Regions from separate parts of the Homo sapiens genome. Here region 2 is linked to region 1. A link is a contact called in ENCODE Hi-C or POLR2A ChIA-PET data. All regions are on one chromosome and are shown on one strand. The core of a region is the stretch at or near the end of the contact, and the rest is flanking DNA. Distances in the headings are between cores, read along the strand shown. Region 1 overlaps LPAR3 (lysophosphatidic acid receptor 3). Region 2 has its middle 22 kb from the start of BCL10.

Region 1 (5,280 bases), core at 780-3,279:
ACATGTGCCTAAGTTCGTGAGGAATTCTGAAACATTTGTTTTCAGCTTCTGTGGCCTTGTAGTTGCTTCTGCAACACAGAAGCCTGCTTTCAATGTTTACTGCCTGCATGCCTTAGTAATCAAATATCTGTTAAAATAGAAAAAAAGAAAACAGTTAAAGCTTTGCCTTAAGAAATGCTGAGTGAAATGAACAGATTGTTGGCACACAGGGGCTCTCTTGTTGCTGTGCAGAGAGTCATATCAGAAGGAGGGTGATTCTTTTCAGAGTCAAGCCATCCAGGCACCAGTACTCAGTACATTGAGTCCGGGGGTGTTCGTACTTTTGTCTTGAAATGGCTAGTCCCAGGAGCACCTTTGTCACAGATGATTTTCCTGTGTGCTTCATGGCATTGCTACAGAGGCCTATGGGAGGGAGGCATTGTTTTCAGGGCAGGCCGTCAATCGGTGGGTGCAAAAATGCAGTTGCCACTCAGTTGCTGCCCCTACGCTGCTGTTTGACACATCCCTTCCTGTTCTGACGGGGAACGTGGGGACTGAGATGACCTCAGTGTCTGATGCTGGAAGGAAGACAGCTTCAAATTAAAAAAGAAAATCCCTCATATGGCACTCCATCCCACTTGTTCAAATGCCATCTTGACACCTCTTCCAACACCACATTTCCAGGAGTCTGTCTTCTTTCTTCTGTCTCTGCCATATGTAGCCATTTGTTACCTCAAGTCTGGCTCTTGGTTCTTTCTTTTCCCCCCACGCCACTGTTTCAGACACCTCCCTTGGCAGTCAGTTTAGAAGTGCTTTTCCCAAATCAGTGTTCTTGTTTCCAATGTAACCACTGCCCTGCCCTCTTACTTCTTCCATTTCCTCTGGTCCAGACCCCTTCAGTTCCATTACACCAAATGCACTCAGCTTCTTTTATTCCCCTCTCATGCCCCCTTCTTCAGAACTTCTGGCTTTTCTTCTTTTTAGAAAACTGAAACCTTCCTCTTAAGCTGAAACAAACAATTATTGAATATTTTCTGAGTGCAAGGTGGAGAAACATTTCTCAAATTTGACCTCTTTGAAAAGAAGGTATAGGGAGAGGTTCCAGTACCCAACTACATCCAACCCTCCTGCCAACACCCAGCCTCCTGGAAGGTTTCATGTTCCAGAACTCAGGAACACCCTCTCTTAGGGCTTTGATTTCTGCCAAAGGAGAAATGTGGTCATCGTCTGTGACTCAGGCGTCATATCACTGGGCTAATTCAACATCTGGAATAGTATGGTGTGTGCTGGCCAATGGTAGAATTTTATCAAATTCCATGTTAACATTGTACTTCGAAAATTTCAGCTGGGGACTACTATGTTCATTGTGTATCTATGGCAAACATGTTGGGTGGGAACTGGGAGTAAAGGGTGTTTGCTGGAATTATGCCCTGTCGTGGACCTAGGGATCAACACAGAAGCTGGGATAAGGGGTAAGGGAACCAAGAGTTATTGGCAGGAGTCATCTTCCCTCCTGCACTGACAGTTGTCCCTCCAGCCCAGCCACCTGCTCTCCCTCACCACCAGATTGTTGTTAACTCTGCAGAGTATGTGGCGGAAAGATCCCATTACCTCAAAGAATCAATACTGTTGAGAGATTTGACCAAGTTCACTTTGTAAATTACTGCAGCATTGTGGCTGCAGCTCTGGACCTTCTAGTTCCTGCTTCTTCTAGTGGGTCCCAACTTCTTGCCTTGGCAAAATATACCTGTCCTTGGATGCCTGAGTGACAGTGAATCACAACAGGCGTTGTTTTCATCAAGTCAGAGAATTTACTGCTCAGTGGTGAACCTATTTTATTCTTTATGTTTTTTTCTGCATTTTATATTTTCTCATCATAAACATTTATTGACTACCTTGCTAGGTTTTAGGCAGTGTACTAACTATGAGACATGGCCTCTACCCTGAAGGCACTGTGAATCTGTGCTTGCTCTAGTGGTTTATGGTTGTCAGGAAATGACCAAGATTTATGAGTCAACGGTTGTGTCACATGAGAGATAGATGACATGGAGGCAGACCTGTTCTGTGTGGCTTTTCCTGTGTGTGACTAATAGAGAACCCTATTTCCAGGCTTATTTGAGGAAATGAGAAATGTACTCAAAAAAGATAACTGAAGGCACAAAGAAATATACATAAGGGCTGAATGAGGGGGCCTAGGCTGAAAAAATGCTGTGGGCTTGGATGGTCCATGGAGGCCTCTTTGAGAAGGTAGAATATAAGCCTGATTTCAGTGTAACAGGTGGAGAGGAAAGGGGAAGGCATTGCAGATAGGAGGAAAGGCAGGGTGGGAGACAGGTATACATATGTCTAGGGAGGCCATGCCAGGGCCGTGGGTAGAAAGGGGAGACTGGGCAGACTGATTTCTGGAATAAGGAGTTTGAATAGTAATGACAATCTGGTTTGAGAGACATAAGGGAGCCAGAGACTGGAAGGCCTTGGATCCTAGGGTCCTGTGGACTTCATTGTCAGATATCTAAGAGAGACTAGGCAGATAACATGGGTATATGAATTGGGTCTGGAGTGGATATAAGGAAATAGGGAGGGGTGGTGCCTGTGGCTAACTAGACAGATCATGCCCTGTGTAAAGACAATCAGTTTCATTTTTTGTTAAAAGACCATGCAGGCCCAATTAAATAGGCCTGTGGCCAGTCTTCAGCCCACAGCTGAACTGCCTCATCTGGCAAGAAAGAGCCCATGTAGGATCTTGAGTGTTGAGAAGGTGGGAGTTGCAAAATGCAAAGCAGGGTTTTAGAAAGATGAGAGGTGGGTTGGAGAGGGAGAGATCACTTAGGAGACAATAGGAGAGTCCCCAGGATCTGGGGATGGGAGGTAGCTCAGATGCCAGAGAGAGGCAGAGCTGGTCCATCATGGTAGATGTTGTAGGAAGGCACATTTGTCAGCAGCAGCTAGAAGGCCCATCGGGGCTGCAGGGGAGGAGAAGAGAAGCAGGCCAGTGGGGCGTGAGCTTATGGAAATCTGGCAGGAGGCAGAGAGAGAAGAAGCAGGAAGAGGGATCCATCATGGGAACTAAAATTCAGAGGCAGGGTCAGGCAAGAGCAACACTTAATCAAGCCTTGCCACTTTCCCCAAGGTCTTTGAGCTTTGCCCTGTCTCATTCCCCAGCTGACCTCCCAATCTTTGCTTTCTTCATCTGGCATGAACTCCCTTAATTTCCCTTCCTTCATATCTGAGTCCACCTGCACAGGTCACATCCTTACCATCCTAGCTTTTCACTAGGGCTCATTCCTTCCAGCCAGGAGCTGGGGGATCCACGAGCCTACTCTTGTCCTTATTCTTGCTTTCCTATGAGCTTGATCGTTCAAAAATGTAAGCCCTGACCTTAACTCCCCTTCTAACTACTGCTCTGTCTCTCCCTCCCTTCACTACCAGACTTTTGTTCTTGGTTTTTTTTTTTTTTTCTTTTCTTTTCTTATTTAGAGATGGGGTCTCCCTATGTTGCCCAGGCTGGTCTCAAACTCCTGAGCTCAAGCGATCCTTCTGCCTCAGTCTCCCAAAGTACTGGGATTATAGGCACGAGCCAGTGTGCCCCGCTGATTTTTTTACTCTTGTTTATTTTCTTTTCTTAATACTTCAAACCGTAGTAAGCTAGCTTCTTCCTATACTACTCTAATACTACTGTGTTTGATTAAGCCACCATTGTCTTCCTAGTTGCCAGATTTAGTGATCTACCTTGACCTTCCTGTTATGTGCCTGCTTGCTTCATGCTCCCTTTGATAGTGTCTTCCTCCTTCTGTTCCTTCTCTGCTGCTTGTCCAGTCTCTCCCATTTCTGACCATCTCTGAAATGCCCTTTGTTCCTTCTCCTTTGGGTCCCCAAGTTCTTTCCAGGTGATTTTACTCCTGCAGCTTGAACCAACCCCTCCATGTGAACGTCTCTCAAAGCAGCCTCTCCATCCTCAGCCTTTCAGGAGATCCCAATCTCTGTTTCCAGCTGCTGTCACGTGCACACCTGGATGTCCTGGAGGCACCACAAGCTTCAGCTGCCCTGCAGACCTGCTCTACCTGTTAAATAGGATCTCTGCAATGGGTTTCATCTGCCTTGCCTTCCAAGCTGGAAGTCTTGGTAGTACCATCTCTCTCACCACCTATAACCAATTAATCACCAAATCTAAAATTATTCACCAAATTGGCTGGGTATAGTGGCTCATGCCTGTAATCCCAGCACTTTGGGAGGCCGAGGAGGGCAGATCACGAGGTCAAGAGATCGAGACCATCCTGGCCAACATGGTGAAACCCCATCTACTAAAAATACAAAAATTAGCCAGGCGTGGTGGTGCACACCTGTAGTCCCAACTACTCGGGAGGCTGAGGCAGGAAAATCGCTTGGGCCCGGGAGGCTGAGGCAGGAAAATCGCTTGGGCCCAGGAGGCAGAAGTTGCAGTGAGCTGGGATTGCACCACTGCATTCCACCCTGGTGACAGAGCGAGACTCCAACTCAAAAAAAAAAAAAAAAAATTAGTCACCAAATCTACTTCAGTGGTGTCTCAGATCCTACTACACGCCTTTAGTCCAAGACTTGCTGTGTGTTGCTAACGGTCATCTCCGTCTGGATTCCCTCCTCCAGCATTTTCTTGCTCCAGGCCTTCCCCCACCACCAGCTGAGGCATTTTCCTAAAAAGCACAGTTAGCTCTGATCTTTTCTTGTCTACTCTTCCAAACTGGATAAAGCCCAAATTAGTTGGGATTACAAGGCTGCTTTCCCAGTCCTGTTCCCAGCCTCCTTTTCTATGCACTCCCCTCACACAGCCCCTGCTTCTGTCATGCCAAGCTTCTCACTGTCCTGCACATGTGCAGTGACTGCCTGAGGCTCCTCGAAGTTTTCTGTAGCATGGCAAACTCCTGTCCATCTTTCAAGATCCGACTCAAGAGTCTGCCTTCTCTATGATATTTTCTCTGACTCCCCAAGGCAGAGTTGATTATCCAGTGCTTCTGTAGTATACTATTTATATATTAAAAGAATTAACTCATAAAAGTAACCCACTCTATTAAAATTTATTTGCTAAGTGCCTCTCTTACCCGACTGTGAGCTTCTCAGGGACAGGACTGTGTGTGTGTGTTTTCACTTGTACAGTGCCTGGCACACAGTAGGCACTCAGTAAATGTTTATATAATGAGCCAACAAACATGCTTATTGGGTGGGACCTGGGGTGGGAACTGGCAGTTAGTGGAGGGTCTGGTCACAAGAACAAAGGTAAGAGGGACTGGGAAGGAGAACGTGGAAGAGAATCGACATTTATGAAGC
Region 2 (5,280 bases), core at 1,454-3,953, 440 kb before region 1:
GCAAATGCTGATCACTATTGAGGCAAATAATTGGCACATGGGGTTCCGTTATATTTTTCTAGTTCTGTGTATTTTTTTAATTCCCAAGGTAAAAAGTAGAGGTTTAGATAAATTAAAAAGTGATTTATCTCAGCTAATCTGCCTCAGAAAATACCACACTCATATATGAGTGTAATTTTATTCTGCATTCTGTGAAAACTGGACACTTCCCATACTACAACAAAAGCAAAAAATGATCCCATTCTCAGGATCTGGGTGATTGCTTGCTTTGGGTTCCCAGCCCGGATGACACTCCCCTTTTGGTGGCTTTTTCTCAGGGGCACTCTTTCATCCTTGTCTTCAGTAAGTATTCACCTTTCTTGCTGCTAACTCCTTTCTTTTTTTACCTTTTTCTTTTTTTATAGAGAGATAAGGTCTTGCTGTGTCACCCAGGCTAGAGTGCAGTGGTGTGATTACAGCTCCCTGCAGTCTCAATCTCCTGGGCTCAAGTGATCTTCCCACCTCAGCCTTCGGAGTAGCTGAGACTACAGGCACATGCCACCACACCCAGTGAATTTTTTTTCTGTATAGACAGTATCCTCCTACATTGCCCAGGCTGGTCTTGAACTCCTGGCCTCAAGGAATCCTCTCACCTCAACCTCCCAAATTGCTGGGATGGCAGGCATGAGCCACTGCGACCATCCACCAACTCCTTTAATTCATCTTAATGTTTGTCCTGTTCCTTCTAGAGATTTCAGAGGTCATTTGACCCCAGAGTTGGATTGGGTAGGAAAGTTAGCCTCTTTGAGGCTCAAATTCTTTATTTATAAAATGAGGCTACCATAGACCTACCACACGGGTCATGAAGAGAACTGCAGAGGATAACATGCATGCTCCTATTCTGTGCAGGTGTGGTACATTGGGGGTGCTCAAGAAATAGAACTTTTCTTCCGCTGTGGTCATGCCTGCCCCAGAAAACCCTAGAAAAGGCCCCAGTCCTGGCACAGCAAGACATTTAGGACCCAAAACCTGGACACGAGACCTGGACAATGTGACTTTGCTGAGTGGCAGAATTGTTGCCTCACTCGGTAGCATAAGTTGTTTTGGAATTTGATGTGGTTAGAGATATAAACGGCAATAATCTGACAATTCTATGCTCTTTCTGACCTGGCAGATATCTCTGAGACCACCGTAGATGATTGTGCAGTACATATACCTGTGATACACAGGTGCACATGGTGGTCCCAGACATCTGCCCCCCCAGATGTAACTCACTTCCTGCCTTCCTCTCTCTATCCCCCTCTATTCTTTCCCATCCTTTTTCCTCTTTTCATCCTTTCATGTAAATGGAAATCACAGTAACACTCTGAGGTTGTAACGTAGGTCAAAGTAGATGTGTCTAAAAGTGCTTTAACTCTAAAATGCTATATAGAAAGTTATGCTTTATTGTTTCATTTTTCAGAGCAAGAACTATTAAATATGTGTTAGATGCCATCAGTTAAAGTGCTGGGTTGGTTTATTTGGTGGGTTTTGGTTCTAGTTGCTGTGCACATTCCAGTCCCTAAGGCAATCAGTGGTATTTTGAGAACCTAGCTGGCATCCCTGCATGACTGGGATAGAGACATACTCTCCCGAGTGGTGACCCTCCTCCTGGAGCATGCTAGCTAGTTCTGCACAGGTGAGAAGTGGCTCAACTATAAATTAACACCTGGCATTCAGTGTGTCTGCCCTTGTAATTCTTGGTGTGGGGATTGTATCAGAAACCATACGTGTTTCCTTTGTCCTGACATACAAGACTTGTCTCTCCAGATTGGCAGGTACACAGGCCTCTGGCTGAACCCCAATTTCAACAACTCTGGAAGACCCTTTGAGGTGCTCCCCAGGACGCTGTTGGAGTCTCAGTAATAGGATTTCACTTCCCACCCTGATTTCTGAACCTATTGAGGAATAAGATAAAAGACCAAGTGGTTAGAGGCCAAAATATCACATTCACCATTGATAAAGTTTAGGTTGGAAGGCCCAGCTTGTATCTCTTGGCAAATGGAACCTGAGTTTTAGGCGCAACCCTTTCATGGGAGTGCTGGGCCAGGGAAAGCTTCCACCCTGGCCAGGGCCTACCTGGAGGAGCTGAGCAGAGCCTGTGCTCACAGCACATGAGTGCTCCCAGGAGGAGGACATAAGGTTTTGAGCCACGCTCCCAGTTTTTCCTCCCAAATTCACCAGGTACAGAAGGAACTCTGACAGGGACCAGTGCTAGCCAAGAACTGTTCCTCTCCCACAAAGTCTTCTCAGGGCAAAATGTTTATAGAGTGACAAGTTCCCTCAAGAGGAACATCTGGTCACCCTCTAATCTATGCTGTTCTGACAGAATAACTAAAACACGCTCTTCCATGCCCTGTCTGGTGTTTACCACAAACCAAAGCTATGTGCTGGCATTCACACCTCCCACCACTGCAGTCACTTCTTCCGTTTACCTAGCATCCAGCACCCACTCATCACCCGCTCTAGTCTGACGGCCCACAGGGTATTGTGGCTGGAGCCTAGCATTTCCTTTTCAACTGTTTAAGGGATGCAACCTGCTTCTCTTTTGTTCTTACACAGACGCATTCTATGGGCAGCTTCCGTATCTTTGGACCTCAGTGTCATTAAGTATCACATGGCCTCACAACAATAAATGGAAAACCTAATCCTCGTGTATGTGTTTTTAAAAGTCCGTTCCATTTAAATGAGTCATACCATTAAGTCAACACACAGTTTCGCTTTAAACCCTAAGTCACTTACATAAATCCCCAGGGGTTCACTGTGACCCTGTGTAAGGCTTCTTCCTTTTCTGTAAACTTTCGTTCTTGGATTACACATTTCCAGGGATGACTGCCAACTCCTTCTTTTGCCTTCAGTCCTCTGAGAGTGTGTGTGCGTGTGTGTGTGTATTTTATGTCTGCATCCTGGTCCTCCAAATAAAAGCCACCTTTCCTGTTTTCTCAGCGACTTGAATCAATTCCAGTTTTCCATTTTCCCATTAGTGTTTGGTGTGTGTGCTTTGCTGGATTGGTCAAAGAAGCTCCCCACTCTGCAGAATTTTTGAAGGCTCCTAAGGTAGAGAGCATTACATTGGAAAGAAATGGAGCTTTCTGATTCTTCAGAGACTCAGCCTTCTCCTCTGAGGACCCAGCTGCTGGTCAGGTGTTTAGGAGAACCCAGCAGGCAGTCTATGCTTCCATGGTCTTCCCAATAACACTTTATGCTTCCTTCTACTAAGTACAACCATCTATATTTTAATGACTTGTCTTTCTCCTTCCCTGCTCTGTGAATTTCTCCAAGGCAAAAACTCTGTCCTAGCCAGTTATGATGGCTCACGCCTATAATCCGAGCTACTCAAGAGGCCAATCACTTGAGGCCAGGTGTTCAAAACCAGCCTTGGCAACATAGTGGGGCCCTCATCTCAAAAAAAGAAAAGAGAAAAAAAGGCCTGTGTTCTATTCTTCTTTTGATCCATTTCAGTTAGCTCCTGACTCTTAGTGCCAGCTCAGTTAGTATTTGAGAAAAGGTAAAGGAAAAGAAAGAAGCAAGGGAGGCCAGAAGGGAGACAGGTTCCAGCACCCTTGAATATGCTGGCACTCCCTCTAGAAAGCTGCTCCTACATGTTTCTCTGTGGTCGGCTCCTCCTCTCTCTCTCATTCCTATGTCCATTCAGCATCACCCCCTCAGAATGTCCTTTCCTGACATCCTTCTTAAAGAAGCCACCACACAGTCATTCTCTATTTTACTTTCCTGTTTTATTTACTTCATAGCTGTTTGTGATCTGAAATTATTTAACTGTATGTTTATTTATTGTCTGACTCCCTCCACTATGATGTAAGCTCCATGAGGTACAATAGTTTTAGGATCTTAAATAGTGCCTAGCACATGATAAGTGCCTAACAAGAGTCAATTGAGGCTGGGTGCAGTGGCTCACTCCTGTAGTCCCAGCACTTTGGGAGACCAAGGCCAGTGGATCACCTGAGAACAGGAGTTTGAGATGAGCCTGACCAACATGGTGAAACCCCATCTCTACTAAAAATACAAAATTAGCCGGGCATGGTGTTGGGTGCCTGTAATCCCAGCTACTTGGGAGGCTGAGGCGGGAGAATCGCTTGAATCCAGGAGGTGGAGGTTGCAGTGAGCTGAGATCATGCCACTGCACTGCAGCCTGGGCAACAAGAGTGAAACTCAGTCTCCAAAAAAAAAAGGCCGGGCACGATGGCTTATGCCTGTAATCCCAGCACTTTGGGAGGCTGAGGCAGGTGGATCACCTGAGGTCGGGAGTTCGAGACCAGCCTGACCAACATGGAGAAACCCTGTCTCTACTAAAAATACAAAATTAGCTGGGCATGGTGGTGCATGCCTGTAATCCCAGCTACTTGGGAGGCTGAGGCAGGAGAATTGCTTGAACCCGGGAGGTGGAGGTTGCAGTTAGCTGAGATCACACCATTGCACTCCAGCCTGGGCAACAAGAACGAAACTCCATCTCAAAAAAAAAAAAAAAAAAGAGTCCATTGAATGAATAAACAGAGAAAGAGAGAAAGGTAGGCAGGCTCTCCTCTCCCTTTTGCCCACTTGAATTGACACCTTAAAATGTAGACCACCACAGACAAAAAAGAAGCTGTTCTTCTGTCCTTTGCTGACCTGTCTACCTGGCTCTTTAACATGGACTGCAGGGCCCAGAAGACATCTTTACTGGGAGAACAGTTCAAGATACAAAAGAACACCGTCAGGAAAGTGGTGATGCTCACGTGCAGAGCCCTTCTAGAAATGGTTCCAGCCACACCACCTGTGTTCACTGTACAGACTGAGCTTCTGAAAGGATGGCAGGGAACATACGTTTCACAGACACCCACAGGTATTTAAGCAGAGGTGAGGGCTACTGTTGATATGTCATGGCACCTGGAAACACGTGGCACTACAAGACCTCAGGAGAGAGCCAGACTTGGCCAGCCAGGGGCCAGGGGCTGCCGCGCTGCTGCTCTGCCAGCTGCACTGTCCTCATCTCTCCTCTGTGCATCCATTTCCTGCTCTCTCACTGCAGATCTGTGCACAGGAGCCAAACATGCTGCTCAAGAACCTCAGAGGCCCATTTCCCAATTCCACAAGGGAAAACCTGGTGAGTCCAGCTTGGGTCCAGTGTCTACATCTTGTCCACTCAACTATGAAGGGAAGAGGGTCACACTGTATAGGTGTGGCAGCTGATACAGGGTTCAGAAAAAGGGGTATGTAGTTGGGGATCACCCCAAAAACATTTACCATCTTTACCTTAGTCAACAG

Evidence for each region. Hi-C counts contacts between places; a loop is a spot of excess contacts on that map. ChIA-PET counts read pairs that join two places held with the same protein, here RNA polymerase II (POLR2A). Pooled maps may share reads with other maps.
Region 2: a loop to region 1 is called in a map with no recorded cell type, with 15 times the contacts of the local background. The contact joins two enhancer-like sites. A Hi-C loop is called at or near these places in 1 of 37 single-sample maps with no recorded cell type and 10 of 50 pooled maps. POLR2A ChIA-PET finds 5 or more read pairs at or near these places in 1 of 52 experiments (activated T-cell).

Annotation. Positions count from the first base shown.
Region 1 is chr1:84,851,265-84,856,544 of GRCh38, reverse strand. All of the region lies in intron 2 of LPAR3 (lysophosphatidic acid receptor 3), which reads left to right. Among named protein-coding and RNA genes, the nearest start is that of LPAR3, 39 kb to the left of the region's middle. RefSeq lists an enhancer at 1,873-2,122. Within about 2 kb of position 2,029, at least 6 of the 41 ENCODE cell types and tissues checked have a DNase peak (open chromatin) inside an H3K27ac peak, as active enhancers do.
Region 2 is chr1:85,295,539-85,300,818 of GRCh38, reverse strand. No RefSeq gene overlaps it. Among named protein-coding and RNA genes, the nearest start is that of BCL10, 22 kb to the right of the region's middle. Within about 2 kb of position 2,703, at least 24 of the 41 ENCODE cell types and tissues checked have a DNase peak (open chromatin) inside an H3K27ac peak, as active enhancers do.